Linked DNA regions of Homo sapiens: region 1 is linked to region 2. A link is an interaction called in ENCODE POLR2A ChIA-PET data of the cell type or tissue named here. Cell type or tissue: HepG2. All regions are shown on one strand. Links, peaks and the distances in the headings refer to the core of each region. The heading gives the core; the rest is flanking DNA.

Evidence for each region. ChIA-PET counts read pairs that join two places held together with the same protein. Peaks named below come from ENCODE experiments on the same cell type or tissue, not always from the same donor. Only the 100,000 strongest peaks of a DNase experiment are listed, where the experiment ranks them.
Region 1: POLR2A ChIA-PET joins it to region 2 with 5 read pairs; 3 of 35 experiments call an interaction of 5 or more read pairs at or near these places.

The regions. Positions count from the first base shown.
Region 1 is chr1:230,733,212-230,739,081 of GRCh38, forward strand. It overlaps a transcript of AGT not described here. Among named protein-coding and RNA genes, the nearest start is that of CAPN9, 11 kb to the right of the region's middle. In HepG2, for the core only: no CTCF peak of the experiment used is centred there; no DNase peak of the experiment used is centred there.
Region 2 is chr1:231,230,097-231,238,610 of GRCh38, forward strand. All of the region lies in intron 2 of FSAF1 (40S small subunit processome assembly factor 1), which reads right to left. Among named protein-coding and RNA genes, the nearest start is that of FSAF1, 6.8 kb to the right of the region's middle. In HepG2, for the core only: no CTCF peak of the experiment used is centred there; DNase peaks (open chromatin) are centred at 3,175, 4,055 and 6,235.

The sequences.
Region 1 (5,870 bases), core at 1-4,000, 500 kb before region 2:
GGCAGAGGTTGCAGTGAGCCGAGATTGCGCCATTGCACTCCAGCGTGGGCAACAAGATCTAAACTCCGTCTCAAAAACAAACAAACAAAAAAGTCAGTTCCTTTTTGCAAAATTCCTTTCTGATTGAAATGATACAGCATTACTATCAGCTCTGAAACTCAGTGTTTCCAAATACACTTTTCCACATTCTCCTAGCAAAATAACATCAAAGGGCGATGCTTATGAAAGCAAGTGCCCATGAGAAATGCCACAAGGAGACTCCAGTGAGCGCCTTTAGTTGAGGTCGATTTTCACTCGACAAATCACTAAGTGATTTGTTTGCCTTTGTCTACACCCTGACAGTTGTCTCATTTGCTACAATTTAACAAGTCACGCCAAAATGTCATCCTTGCTTATTGTGTGAAAACAGAAGGCACTAGAAGGACAGACTTTTCCTCTGGAGAACTTGGCAATGAAGTTCATTGAGTTGGGATGAGCTAATCCAATCATATATTACAGGAGACATACAAATGGATTTCCACAACTGTTTTCACCCTAGTCTCTGCCTGGTCATTACATTTGATTTGATGGGGCCATTTGAGCACCGCTGTGAAGACTGGAGTAGTCTTCATCTCAGCTGGTCTACCAGTCAGCCACTTCCACGTGGCTGTCTTCTGCGTGGAGACCATTTCATGTTCTTGTTCTGCCAGTCATTCAGGGACCACTACCCAAGAGGCCGGGCCCAGATGACAGTCCAGGCTCCACCTTTGTGATGCACAGAAGCCCAACTCAAGCTTCTTGAAGCTTCTCATCTTCTCACTTAGGTTGGCACATGTATTTTCTCTTTCTCTTTTATAGATGACCCTTTAACAAGTGCGGGTCCCTGGCACATACTGGAGTTTGTGTGTCATTGTGTATGTGTTATATTTACAAAAGGTGAATGCAACTCAAGTGTCCACCAACAGATAAATAGAAAGACAAAATATGACATATCCATACGATGGAATATTATTCAAGCAAAATAGAAAGGACATTCTGACATATGCTACATCATGGATGGACCTTGAAGACATTATGCTAAGTAACATAAACCAGTCACAACAAGACAAATGCTATATGATTCCACTTTTACGAGGTTCTTAGAATAGTCAGATTCATAGAGACGGAAAATAGAATGGTGGTTTCCAGGGGCTGGGGGAGGGGAGAATGGGGAGATTTTGCTTAATGGGCACAGAATTTCAGTTGGGGAAGATAAAAAGAATTGTGGAGATGGATGGTGTGATGAGTCCACAACAATGCAAATATACTTGATGCCAATGAACTGAGCACTTAGAAATGGTTAAGGTTGTAAATTTTATGTTACATGTATTTTACCATAATTTTTATATATGCATTTATAAATATATATATGGTGTGTGTATGTGTGTGTGTGTGTGTGTGTTTCATCCCTATGTACAAGGCAAGACTGCTTCCAGTGAAAAATTTAATTAATAGCTGGTAAATATAACTGGCTGGTTTTTTTGTTTTTCTTTTTTTTGAGATGGAGTCTCGCTCTGTCGCCCAGGCTGGAGTGCAGTGGTGCAATCTCGGCTCACTGCAAGCTCCACCTCCCGGGTTCATGCCACTCTCCTGCCTCAGCCTCCCAAGTAGCTGGGACTACAGGCGCCTGCCACCACGCCTGGCTAACTTTTTTTTTTGTATGTTTAGTAGAGACAGGGTTTCACCATGTTGGCCAGGATGGTCTCGATCTCCTGACCTCGTGATCTGCCCACCTTGGCCTCCCAAAGTGCTGGGATTACAGATGTGAGCCATCGCGCCCGGCCATAACTGGCTGTGTTTATCCCTGGAGGAGAGGGTCTGTGTCTATCCCTGGAGGAGAGGGTCGCTCATCGCCTCCCCGTTGCTCATGGAGGACTGCGCTTGGTACTTTATAGGCCTCCCGCCCTCCTGCAGGAGAACATTGTCAACATCACAACTGGCTGGCAGGGCCATTGTCTTTAAGGGCCTCACTGAACGCTTCCTTCCACTACCTCCCAGAGCATGGAAATCTCGCCCCGACTGCAGCGGGAGAAGGGGGCACAGTGCTGTTTCTCCTTCTTCCTTCTCGCTCCTTCTTAGAGTGGGCGAGCAACCTGGTTTCACCTTCCAAAGTGTCGTTAGTTACCTCAAGAAGGGTCATCAACTTCTCATGAGATCCTCAAACTCAATGATTTCCGAGTCATGTTTAATATTTTTACATTTTTATTTTAAAATTACAATGTAAATTAATACAGTCTTTTTTAAAAACTCAATACAGAAGTAGGTAAAGTGGCTTTTTTGTTCTCCTTTGCCCCCCTGCCCAACCCCACTTGGAGGAGGCCTGCCCCTGGTCTTAGCAGCTGGGCCCTGGGCTGACTCACCTGGTGGCCCCTCCCTCGGAGTGCACTTGTCACCCTGCTCCACCTCCTGGGAGGCTGATTACACAGATGGTGTCACAGGGCTCCCTTCCTTCCCTGGCTTCCACTCCACAGCTTCTCCTTCCCCTTAGGTTGGCCTCAGGTGACTGCATCCTCCCCCATCAGCTCCCATCCCGCCCTCCTTCCTGAAACTGCTTCTCCTTCACCCCCTCAGAGCTGTAGATTCTAGGGGTACCCTGCTGCTTCCAGCCCCCCAACTGCTCAGTCTATCATGGTCTTCCTGCCCACATCTTTGTAAATAGTTCATCGATTAAACACTCCTCCAATTGCCCCATTCAAGTGTCTTCTCAGGACCCTGCCTTTACTGTTTAAAAGAAAACAGTCCCACCTGTCATTTAGGCGGGGTTTGGGAAAGAGTGTCAAAACACAAAGGTGATGTCTTAAATCCAAAGAGTTTGCATATCTTTGCTATATTTCTTGGTGCAGTTGAAAACACATAGGCTGATTAATAATACTCAGCTCCTAAAATTATTTTCTGCTTCCAAGCTTCTGAAACACATTTATGTTTAAGGCAAAGTTTGTGTGTGTGTGTGTGTGTGTGTGTTTAATACAATTGACCCCTTATCATTTTGATCCTGAGCATAAGAATTATTTCAGCTGGGCGCGGTGGCTCACACCTGTAATCCCAGCACTTTGGGAGGCTGAGGTGGGCAGATCATGAGGTCGGGAGATTGAGACCATCCTGGCTAACACGGTGAAACCCCATCTCTACTAAAAATACAAAAAGCCGGGCATGGTGGCGGGCACCTGTAGTCCCAGCTACTCAGGAGGCTGAGGCAGGAGAATGGCGTGAACCCAGGAGGCAGAGCTTGCAGTGAGTTGAGATCACTCCACTGCACTCCAGCCTGGGTGACAGAGCGAGACTCCATCTCGAAAAAAAAGAATTATTTCGAACACTTTTGTTTCCGCAGTATTCTTGCAACATCTGGGGCATGAACACAGTTCTCAGATATAAATGGGAACGGAGCAAGGAAGAAATAGGTTACTCTGGGTGTTCAGGATTTCATTAAATGTTTTCACTACCTCAGCTTTCTTTTCCCCCTAAGTAGTCAGTGACATGGTGGTATCCTATCTAATCCAATTCTTCTAGCAGCACTTTGGGGCAAAATTTCAAAGCCCCAAAGCTCAGTTTCCTGCTAGGCTGGGCTTCGATCCCTTAAAAGGGTAGAGGTGGTCACAACTGAATGCTTCCCTGGAGTCTGTGGGAGGCATCTATCCCTTTTCAGCACCTGGATCCCTGTTGTTCTTGAGTGGAGGCTGGAAATTCTGTGAATCGGAAGCTCTGTGAATCGAAAGCTCTGTTCTCCTTGGGCTGAGAGGCAGGTACCCACTAAGCCAACCACCCTGGAGCTGGAATCTGGAGCACAGAGGTTTGAACGCTGAAGACAGCTGACTTTCAACCACAGGCATTTCTGACCCTGGTGCAAGACCATTTCTGCTCCTGCTCCCCAATCTCCCCTAGTTCTTGCTCATTTCCATGCCTGGTTCTTAGCTTCCCAGTCCATTTTCTGAGTTCCCCAAACCCTTCATCAAATACCTCTCTGCCTAGTTTATACTGATCAGACTGCATTGCCCGCAAGAAAAACCCTGACACATGCAGGAGTCATCTGCACAAAGTGCCATGCGTAGGTGACTACTAAGAATAATACTTAGAAATTGTTTATTATTATTATTATTATTTTGAGATGGAGTTTCACTTTTGTCACCAAGACTGGAGTGCCATGATGTGATCTCAGCTCACTGCAACCTCTGCCTCCCAGGTTCAAGCGATTCCCTGGCCCCAGCTTCCTGAGTAGCTGAGAATACAGGTGCCCACCACCACACCTGGCTAATTTTTGTATTTTTAGTAGAGATGGGGTTTTACCATGTTGGCCAGGCTGGTCTTGAACTCCTGACCTGAGGTGATCCACCTGCCTCAGCCTCCCAAAGTGCTGAGATTACAGGCTTGAGCCACTGCGCCCAGCCTGTTTATTATTATTATCATTATTGCTATCAAATCTCCCTTTTAGTACTACAACTTTACGAAACACTGTAGGAGGCAAAATGAGGCACAGAGCTTATTTATCTTTTTAAGATAGCTTTGAGATGTAATTCAGATACTGTACATACAATTCACCTATTTAAAGTGTACAATTCAATGATTTTTAGCATATTTAGAGTTGTGCAACCACCACCACAGTCAATTTTAGAAGATTTCATCATCTCAAAAAGAAAGCCTTTAGCCATCACCCCCACCCCTCCCACTTCACCCCATCCCCAGCCCTAAGCAACCACTAATGACTTCCTGTCTCCATAGATTTCCATAGTCTGTTGTCCTTTGTGACTTGCTTCTTTCAGTTAGCGTAATGTTTTCAAGGTTCATCCAAGGTGTAGCATTAGTACTTCATTCCTTTTTATGGCTGAATAATGTTCCACTACGTGGATATACCACACATTATTTATCCATTCATCAGCTGATGGACAATTAGTTGCTTGCACCTTCTGGCTGTTATGAATAAGGCTGTTGTAAGCATTCATGAATAAGTTTTGTGTGGACATCTGTTTTCAGTTCTCTTGACAGATACCCAGGAGTGAAACTGCTGGCTCCTACAGTAACTCTATGTCTAGTTGTTTGAGGACCTGTCACACTTTTCCAAATTGGCTGCACCATTTGACATTCTCACCAGTTCATACTTTTAAAAATTACCCACGTTAAACAAGAAATGATGTTTATAAATCAGTCATCATAATTGAACTTCATACCATGGTAGTCTCATATGTAAAAAGTGCTATAAAAATAAGTGCTTATCATGTTACTTTATGTCTTCACAGCTATGATTGTCAGTGGCCTTATAAATTATTTTTTCCTAGAGACCCAAGCTAATAAATCTCTTTTGAAAGTTGAGTCATAAAAATTGCTATGACACTTTGTGAAAGCCATAAGCTCGAAAGAGACAAATAGTTCTCTTCCTGAGCCTTCCATCCACACAAATATTAGGTATGCTTGCTGGCTAATGCTACCTTGCCAAAGGGGGAGGATACGTCATTTATAAGAATCAGAAAATGGTGCATTAAAAAGAGAAAATGGAGAGTGGGAAAGGATGAGATGCATAAAGAGATGCTGAAAATAAACCTTTACCACAAAAAGATGGGAATTCAATTAGATGTATGTCCCATAACTAAATACACAACTGTAGATGTAGGTGATAAATCAAATGAGATATTTTAAATTAAATTATTTTAATAAACCCAGTAATATTGTACACAGACAATATAAAAATCTCTGTAGTCAAAGGACTTTTAAAAAAATTACATCTCCTTCTGCTATAGAAAAACTTCACACACCTCCAGCAGCAAAGAATCTTATTTCTCAGTGGTAAGGCATGTTAGGGATACTCTTGCTACTATGTAACAGACTTTATCAATGTTCCCTCCAATTAAACATAATAAGGCCAG
Region 2 (8,514 bases), core at 2,454-6,453:
GTTGCTCAAAATCCTAAAGAACAACTAACAGAAGAAAAATGGAGACAATACTTTTTAGGGTCTCAAAGCTTATAAAAGTAATGATGAGAAACTGAGAAAAAAAGAAAAGCTGGTAAGAGAGCACTGCCTGAATCTCACACATCACACACAGAAAATTCTGCTTGCTGGGAAGGTTTAGAAAAGGATGGCTGTGAGCAGGAATTTTAGATGTAAAATTTAGAGGGTAAAACTGCTATATTCAAGTAATTATTTCTTTCTTCCCTCCCATCTGGCCACTAGTGTAATGGGCTAAACAGTTCTTTCAGAAATATCAGATTCCTAGCATGGCAGAGATTTGGTTTATAATTCCTAACAGAAAATGATGTTGCTGCAAATGCCCCCAAAATATGTGACTCTTTATATCACCCTATCTCCTGCCCTACCTGCCAAGAGGTGCCTATCACAACGGCACCATGTGCCATTGACCACCAATGGTGGTAGTCCACCCTGCAACTACACAGTCCATGAGGCAGCCACAATGGAGTCCACTTGCTCTCTCCTTCTCCAAACGGGAGCTGTGCTTCTGCTTAGCCTGGTTCCTCATCCCCCACCCCAGCCCCCACCACTGTATTTAAGGTGTGTGGGTTCAGACAGTCAGTCACTGCATGTTTTCATAGATGATGGCTTCTGACTCCCTATGAAATGACTCTTCAGATGATGAGGAACTCTGCACTTAATTCACAGGGGGGTTATTACGATATAACTGGATAAAGTGTGATAAGTGTGTGGCACAGGGTCCAAAAAACAGCAAGGCTTACCCAACGCTCTTATTCCTAATGGATCTACTGACCATACCATCAGCAGCATCATGGGCATCCACTGTCACATTGGACGCTGACTGGCTCTCCGTGGGCTTGGGGTGCTGATGGTAACAGAGGACGTGACAGCAGAGGACCACTGTCAGGGTCCAGGCGTATGGCCTAGCTCTGTGCTATTAATCACAACAGACGCACTTTCCATTTACTTCATCTTCCTTCCTGGCTTCAGATTTTCTTCAAACCTGTCTCCCACTTGGCTGACAGCATCAAGTGCCTTAACTGAGACCACAGGCATAGCACGGAGGACTCTGTGTGCGCCACTTCCATTTTATCCACACCAGAAAGAGTCTTATTCCTATTCTATGACTGGAAAAAATTCCACATTTACTTTGAAGTTACGATATCTTTTCCACTGCCATGCACATCTAATCTATTTACTATGACCATATCTAACCCCTATAAAAACAAACAAAACCCTGTATACCGTTCCCAGATCTCCAAGATCCCCTAAGATATTTACCGCCTTTTCTAAACATTTAAGTAATTCCTCTCTTCCCTCCTACCCGCTCCACTGAAGTAATGGCTAAATCAAGTCTCTAAGTTGAACATTTCTTTTTCTTTTTTTGAGACGGGGTCTCACTCTGTCGCCAGGCTGGAGTGCAGTGGCGCGAGGCACGTCAGATTTCTAGCAATACTGGAGATGTTATAGATGTTTTTGGCCGATCTGTTACTAGAGATTAGCATGAGAATGGAGCAATTTAAAGAGGATTTCAGCACAGTAATAAAATTCTTGGCCAACTGTATGATAGCTACTATGAGGCTGAAACCCCTGGGCCCTGGAAAGAGACCGGCCTACAAAAGAAAGGAGCAATGTCGGGCCTCTCCTAGTTCCTGCTGTCCCCATCAGCAGCCACGGAGAACACCTAATCCCCTGCACCTTGGCTGTGGGGACACCAGGGCTGAGGGGCCGACTAGACCAAGGGGAGGAGAGAGTCCCTTGGTGGTAGCTCTGGCACAGACACAGATACCTCGGTGTCCTCATCCCTCTTTAAACAGTTCACCAGAAACATCTTAGTTTTGTAGCTATTGATGGCTTTTTGAGAAAGGGTCTGAGGTCTAGATCTGTGCATGTATCAAACACAAACTTTTGGGAAAAAAAAATTCTTGCCTCATTATTTCATAGCTGCTGAGTCCCTATTAGCATGACCCACCACTGTCTAATTTTTATTTTTATTCATAGCTTGAGAATCACTTCAGTACATTATTCATAATACATGACCTGACTTAGAAACCATCAGTGGTCTCCTCGGTTTTCTTTCCCCCCATATTCTCTGCAGTAGGAGGCATTACTGCCCATAGGCAATACTGGGTCCTCCACTACTTCCAGGCACACAGGCGACTCACGCTTCCCCGTCTACTTGATGCTAGGAATGCCTAGGTGGCTTTCCCTGGCCAAAGAAACACGAGCAGAGGGGGTGTGTGCCTACTTCCACGTGGACCCCTTAAGAGCCCTTCATTAACTCCCCTTTCCTTCATTAAAGCAACTAACCACCCTCCAGATGGTGGCACCCCGTCATCCCGGGTCCCTAGGTGAGGATGGTGTGGCACAGGAGACCTGCCTCTGCAAATCCCGATGGCCATGTAACATGAGAAAAATTAATTTTTGTCTTTTAAACCACTGGGATGTAGGGACTATTTGTTATCAAATCACAGCCTAACCTATCGCAACTAATCTAGCCTTACTATCCCACACAAGGGAGAGGGATATGTATGGAGATTCTGAGAACTTATATGCTGGGCAGGGAAGAAGGAAGAAAAGCTAGAAAAAGAAAGAACAGTTTGGAAGAAAAGTGAGAGATGAAGGCAGGCAGTCCACCAGATTCAGCAAACCCGTCTATGGGGTGATTTAGGTATTTTCTCTTACGCGGCTTAGATTTTCTTTCTTTTTTAATCTATTAGTTGAAGTGCCCAACCAACCTGTCTCCAATTAGAGAGAGAGTAGCCCGGTAAACAAATGCTCTTTTAAAAATGCAGACGGCTGTATGAATATTAAGAAGTTTGTTCACACCTTGATGAGCCTAAATTACTTCAGCTAGATTACTTTCTTCCTAACACCCATCTGACACTGATCTACTCAGGAACAGGAAGTCTGGCGTAAAAGTAAGAAGAGGCACTGGAGCATGGAGGATTTCCGGGTGGAGTACCATGCAGTGGGCTACATCCACATTGCGGGGCAGTATGAGAGCTGCAAGAATTTGGGGAACGATCAAAGCTATTTGACTATAACTTGCAAGAAATGTCTCTGTCTGGCGATGGCTCAGAGTCAGTGTACTTGTGTCACTCAAAGGACAAAGAGCAGAGCCTAACCTCACCTATGCTCTCTCTAGTATAAAAGTTATGTACACAGTGTTGAAGCCAGAAAGCCTGGGGTCTGAACCCAACCTTTGGCACTTACTTCAGCTCCATAATCCTTTATCTGGCATCCTTAGGGTCAGGTTCCAGCTTTAAAATTCAGAAGTCTTTACATTTTAAAAAGGCAAAACTGAATATACTGAATATTACAGACCACTTCCAGTAGGGTCCAAGGCAGTAATCCATAATTAAACACATTAATATTTCTGTGGCAATATCTATGAATATTCACACCAAATGAGATGAACAAAAAATTTTTTTTTTTGAGACGGAGTCTTGCTCTGTTGCCCAGGCTGGAGTGTAGTGGCACAATCTCGACTCACTGCAAACTCCGCCTACCGGGTTCAAGCGATTCTCCTGCCTCAGCCTCCTGAGTAGCTGGAACTACAGGCGCATGCCACCACACCCGGCTAATTTTTGTATTTTTAGTAAAGACAGGATTTCACCATATTGGCCAGGCTGGTCTTGAACTCCTGACCTTGTGATCCGCCTGCCTCAGCCTCCCACAGTGCCGGGATTAAAGGCATGAGTCACCGTGCCCAGCCGAACAAAAATGATTTTTAAAAGCTTCATCAGGTTTTTCTGCCAAATAAATCTGCACCAATCTTAAAAGAAAAGGGATCAATCAAATTGTGGTTTCCAGAGCTCTGGGTGTTTGGAATTGCAGATATGGGGCTGTGAGGTTAATGTTTAACTACAGGCAAGTAACTTAACCTCTTGTAAGTCTCAAGCTTCTCTGTGAAATGAAGACAGGTGCCAGGAATTGTGAGGATTGAGACCATAAATGAGTTAATGAACATAAACAAACACTCTCAGTACACCCCCAATAAATATTAGCAATTCGCTATATGCTCAGGGGCGGCCTTCATGTACCTCAGTCTCAGGATGCAAAGGTCCCTTCTGATCTACAGAACACTATTCTATTATGTGTTTCTTATCTCTTTCTTATCTGAGGCCACAAAAGAGGCTAAGGTTCCTGAAACAGGGGCAGTGAATGATTCACGTTAAGATGGCCCAATGCTAGCTGTGGAGAAATGGCAGTGACACAGCTCTAAGGGCTGAGCAACACACAGGTGTGTTAAGCTACATCTGACGCTTTCATTGCTTAAAAGCATAAGAATTTTCTTCCTTACAGGCAGCCTTGCACTTATGAAAGAGTAGGTTTGCCCATTCATTTTTTTGAGATCACTAGTCCAGGCCACGCTATTTTGAACCTGGACCACTGCAACAAACCCCTACATCAGTCTCCTCATGCCTCTTGCTATTGCTCCCTTATAATCGATTCACCACATAGGAGCTACAGTGATCGTTTTAAAATTTAAATCAGATTACCTCATGCCCTTGCATGAAATTCTTTGGTGGCTTCTCATGTACTTAAGACTAAAGTCCCAAGGCTCACTACTGCCTATGAGACCTGGCAAGGGCTGGTCTCAGCCTGTCTCTCTTGTATTAGCACCAACCATTCTCCCTTCTGTCCTAGTCTTGCTAGACTTCTTCCAGCTCCTTGAACACACCAGGCCTCTTCATACCCCACAATGTTAGCAAGGCTGTTTTCTCCCTCCTTGGCTCACTCTTCCCTGCCCCATTCACCAGCACCATTTAATACAGCATTAGCCTGAATGTTACCTCCTGAGAGACCTCCCTGACCACTACATCTAGACCAGGTTCTGCATGGTACTCCAGGACCCTATTTGTTTATAATTCTTTCTAATTATATTGCTCAACTCCAAAGTAGATTGTACAGTATACTCCATAAAGGCAAAGCACTATTATCTTCTTCACTGCTCCATCTGCAAGGTCTGCAGACAGCAGGCACCCAGTGATTGGTGGAATAAATGGAGGAATGAATATGTGATCCCATACTATTTCCAGCCAAATTACTTGTATAGTCACTACATTAAAAATGGGACATGGGCCGGACGCAGTGGCTCACGTCTGTAATCCTAGCACTTTGGGAGGCCAAGGAGGGCAGATCACGAGGTCAAGATCGAGACCATCCTGGCCAACATGGTGAAACCCCATCTCTACTAAAAATACAAAAGTTAGCTGGGCATGGTTGTGTGCACCTGTAGTCCCAGCTACTCAGGAGGCTGAGGGAGGAGAATCGCTTGAACCCGGGAGGCGGAGGTTGTAGTGAGCTGAGATCAGGCCACTGCACTCCAGCCTGGTGACAGGGCAAGACTCCATCTCAAAAAAAAAAAAAGGGACATGATGGCTGGGCACAGTGGCTCTCACACCTGTAATCCCAGTGCTTTGGGAGGCTGCGGCAAAAGGACTTCTTGAGATCAGTGGTTCAAGACCAAGCCTGGGCAACAAAACAAGACCCCAACTCTACAAAAAATTTTAAAATGAGCCAGGCATAGTGGTGTGCCCTATAGTCTTAGCTACTTGGGAGGCTGAGGCAGGAGGATGGCTTGGGCCCAGGAATTGGAGGCTGCAGTGAGCTATGATCACACCACTGCATTCCAGCAGGAGTGACAGAGTGACACCCTGTCTCTAAACATAAAAAAATATATATAAATGGTGGCCAAGTTCCGAGATGACCCCATGAAAACCTGCTTCAATGCACGATGCAGCTTAATCATAGAATTTATAGCACAAGTTCTGGAAAAATAGGGTAATTTCCTGGGTCTAGGCAGGGCCAGCTGGATTGTTGTCCAACTCACCATCCCCTTCTTCCTTTCTCAAGCATTCTCTAAAAATGACCAGCTGATGCTATGATTGGTCATGGAGATTACCATTACCCATCATATATTTTTGCCACCCATGTCTGTTTAACTGTCCTACAATGGCTTAGAAGTTTTTAGAGAACAAGGGCACAACTATACTTTCCCATGTTACACAAACTCAGCACAGCTGGTGTATTCCAATTAGCACCAGTTGGCTGACTACCCTTTAACTTGGCATACCCAGGATATGCCATAAGAACTAGCATTATATTCATGTGTATTTATTTCCACACCGCAATGTCAACATTCTGAGGTCATTTTACAGGTGTATGTGTTTTTAATGTGTCCACATTCTGTTTCCTTAACCAGACACACTCACATTTTCAAAGGACACATTTAAAAAAAAAACAAGAGGAAAGGGCAGAGAGCAGCAATGACAAATGAAAATTTTCATTAAGGTCAGGAAGTTCAAAACGTAGAGTGAGCTGAGGCTCCTGAGAAGAGCCAACTAGAATGCATCAGGGCTCGCTTGGAACGGGAAGCAAAAGACAATTTGACAGACTGCCACAGATGTTCTATTATTAAGCAACAGGGAAATGCAGACTCATTCAATCCCAACTCTTCTGTCTTTTCTATTAAAAAGAAAACTTTCCATTCCAGAAAAAAGAACATGAGGGAATATAAGAGGAAACTGAAGTCTGAGACATTTGAAGAAACAAGAAAGGGTGCCTAAATGCTTTATGTTAGTTGAAGTCTTCAAATGCTGAATTATATTGCAAAGCAGTGCTCACCAACATTTTTCATATCATGACACATACAGAAAATACCAGTATTTGTAGGGTACACTGGGGTACTGGGAGATGGCCAGCTTCGGGGCTCTGGTTGCCCCAAACACCAAGGGAATCCATTTCTTGACCCTCCCGTAACAGTTCCCAGAGCCTTATATTTGGAACATAAGAGTTAAGAAGCTTATCTAGAATCCTAAAATAAAGGTAGACATGGTTACAGATTCACTAATAATCTTTTTTTTTTTTTTTGGAGAAAGGGTCTCGCTCTGTCACCCCCGCTGGAGTGCAGTGACACAATCACAGCCCACTGCAGTCTCGACTTCCTGAAGTCAAGCAATCCTCTGGCCTTGGCATCCCAAAGTGCTCGGATTACTGGCGTGAGCCACCACGCTCAGCCTGCAGAATGCGCTAACGATCTTTGAGGAAGAGATGCCAGCAAGCTTGATATGAAATGCTACCTGAATTTTAGAAAAGATTATACAGATGGTTTTTAAAACCATAAAGATGTGGCAAACACTGGACACTAACATACATTTATACATTCATAAAGAACAATGCAAGCCAAACCATCTTCGTAGTGGGTAGAATTGTGGCCTCTAAAAACATATGGCCATGTCCTACTCCTCTTCAGAACCTGTGAATGTGATCTTACTTGGAGAGGGATCTTTATAATTAAACATCTCAAAAGGAGATCATCCCAGATTCAGGGTGGGCCTAAAGCAAAGAGGAAGGCAGAGGGAAACATGAGACTCAGGGACACAGGGATGAAAACCACATTAAGACGGAGGCAGAGATTATAGTTATGCAACCACAAGCCAAGGAAACTGTTAGAGCTACCTTCTGGTCAGAGGCAAAGGATTCTCCCCCAAAGCCCTCAGAGGGAGCATGGCCCTGCCAACACTTTGATTTTGGACTTCTGGACTACGGAACTGTAAGAGAATACATTTCTGTTGGTTTAAGTCACCATGTTTGTGGTAATTTGTTATAGCAGGCTTAGAAACTAATACGTTCAATCCTCACTTCTTTGTTGATAGACAAAGGTTTGCAGGACGTGGGGGATGTTACAGAAATGGAATAGCAATGAATTTGTCAAAGCCATTATGATATTCTTGTGAATAGATAAATTAAAAACATTTGGGGCCAGGCGCAGTGGCTCACGCCTGTAGTCCCAGCATTTGGGGAAGCCAAGGCGGGCAGATCACGAGGTCGGGAGATCAAGACCATCCTGGCTAACATGGTGAAACCCTGACTCTACTAAAAATACAAAAAACTAGCCAGGCGTGGTGGCAGGCACCTGTAGTCCCAGTTACTTGGGAGGCTGAGGCAGAAGAATGGCATGAACCTGGGAGGTGGAGCTTGCAATGAGCTAAGATCGTGCCACTGCACTCCAGCCTGGGCAACAGAACGAGACTCCGTCTCAAAAAAAAAAAAAATTAAAAACATTTGGAGGAGCAACCACACCTCCCTTGGGGACTGAATTTTAGGTGAGATTTACAAGCTCACTCTGAAAAAGATTACTGCTCAGAAAAATCAAATTGCTTTTCCACCAGCATTGCTTTTCCTCGAGAGCAAGAATTTCTATACATTTGGTTCACTGCTATATCCCAGTGCCTACAACTGTGGCTAGCACATAACAGGAATGCCAGAAAGAGTTGCTGTAAGAGTTAACTCAGCAGGCCTGTGTTTACCAAACCCTGCACATTCCCAAGAAAGTCCTATTTTCATGACTGGCAGTTGGCTGCCTCCTGAGAATTGAGCAATTAGAATATTCTGCCTGATCAGAGTGTTTTTGCATACCTGAGGTCTTGAGCCACTGCTGTACCAAGTTTTCCCAGACAGTTTATACTA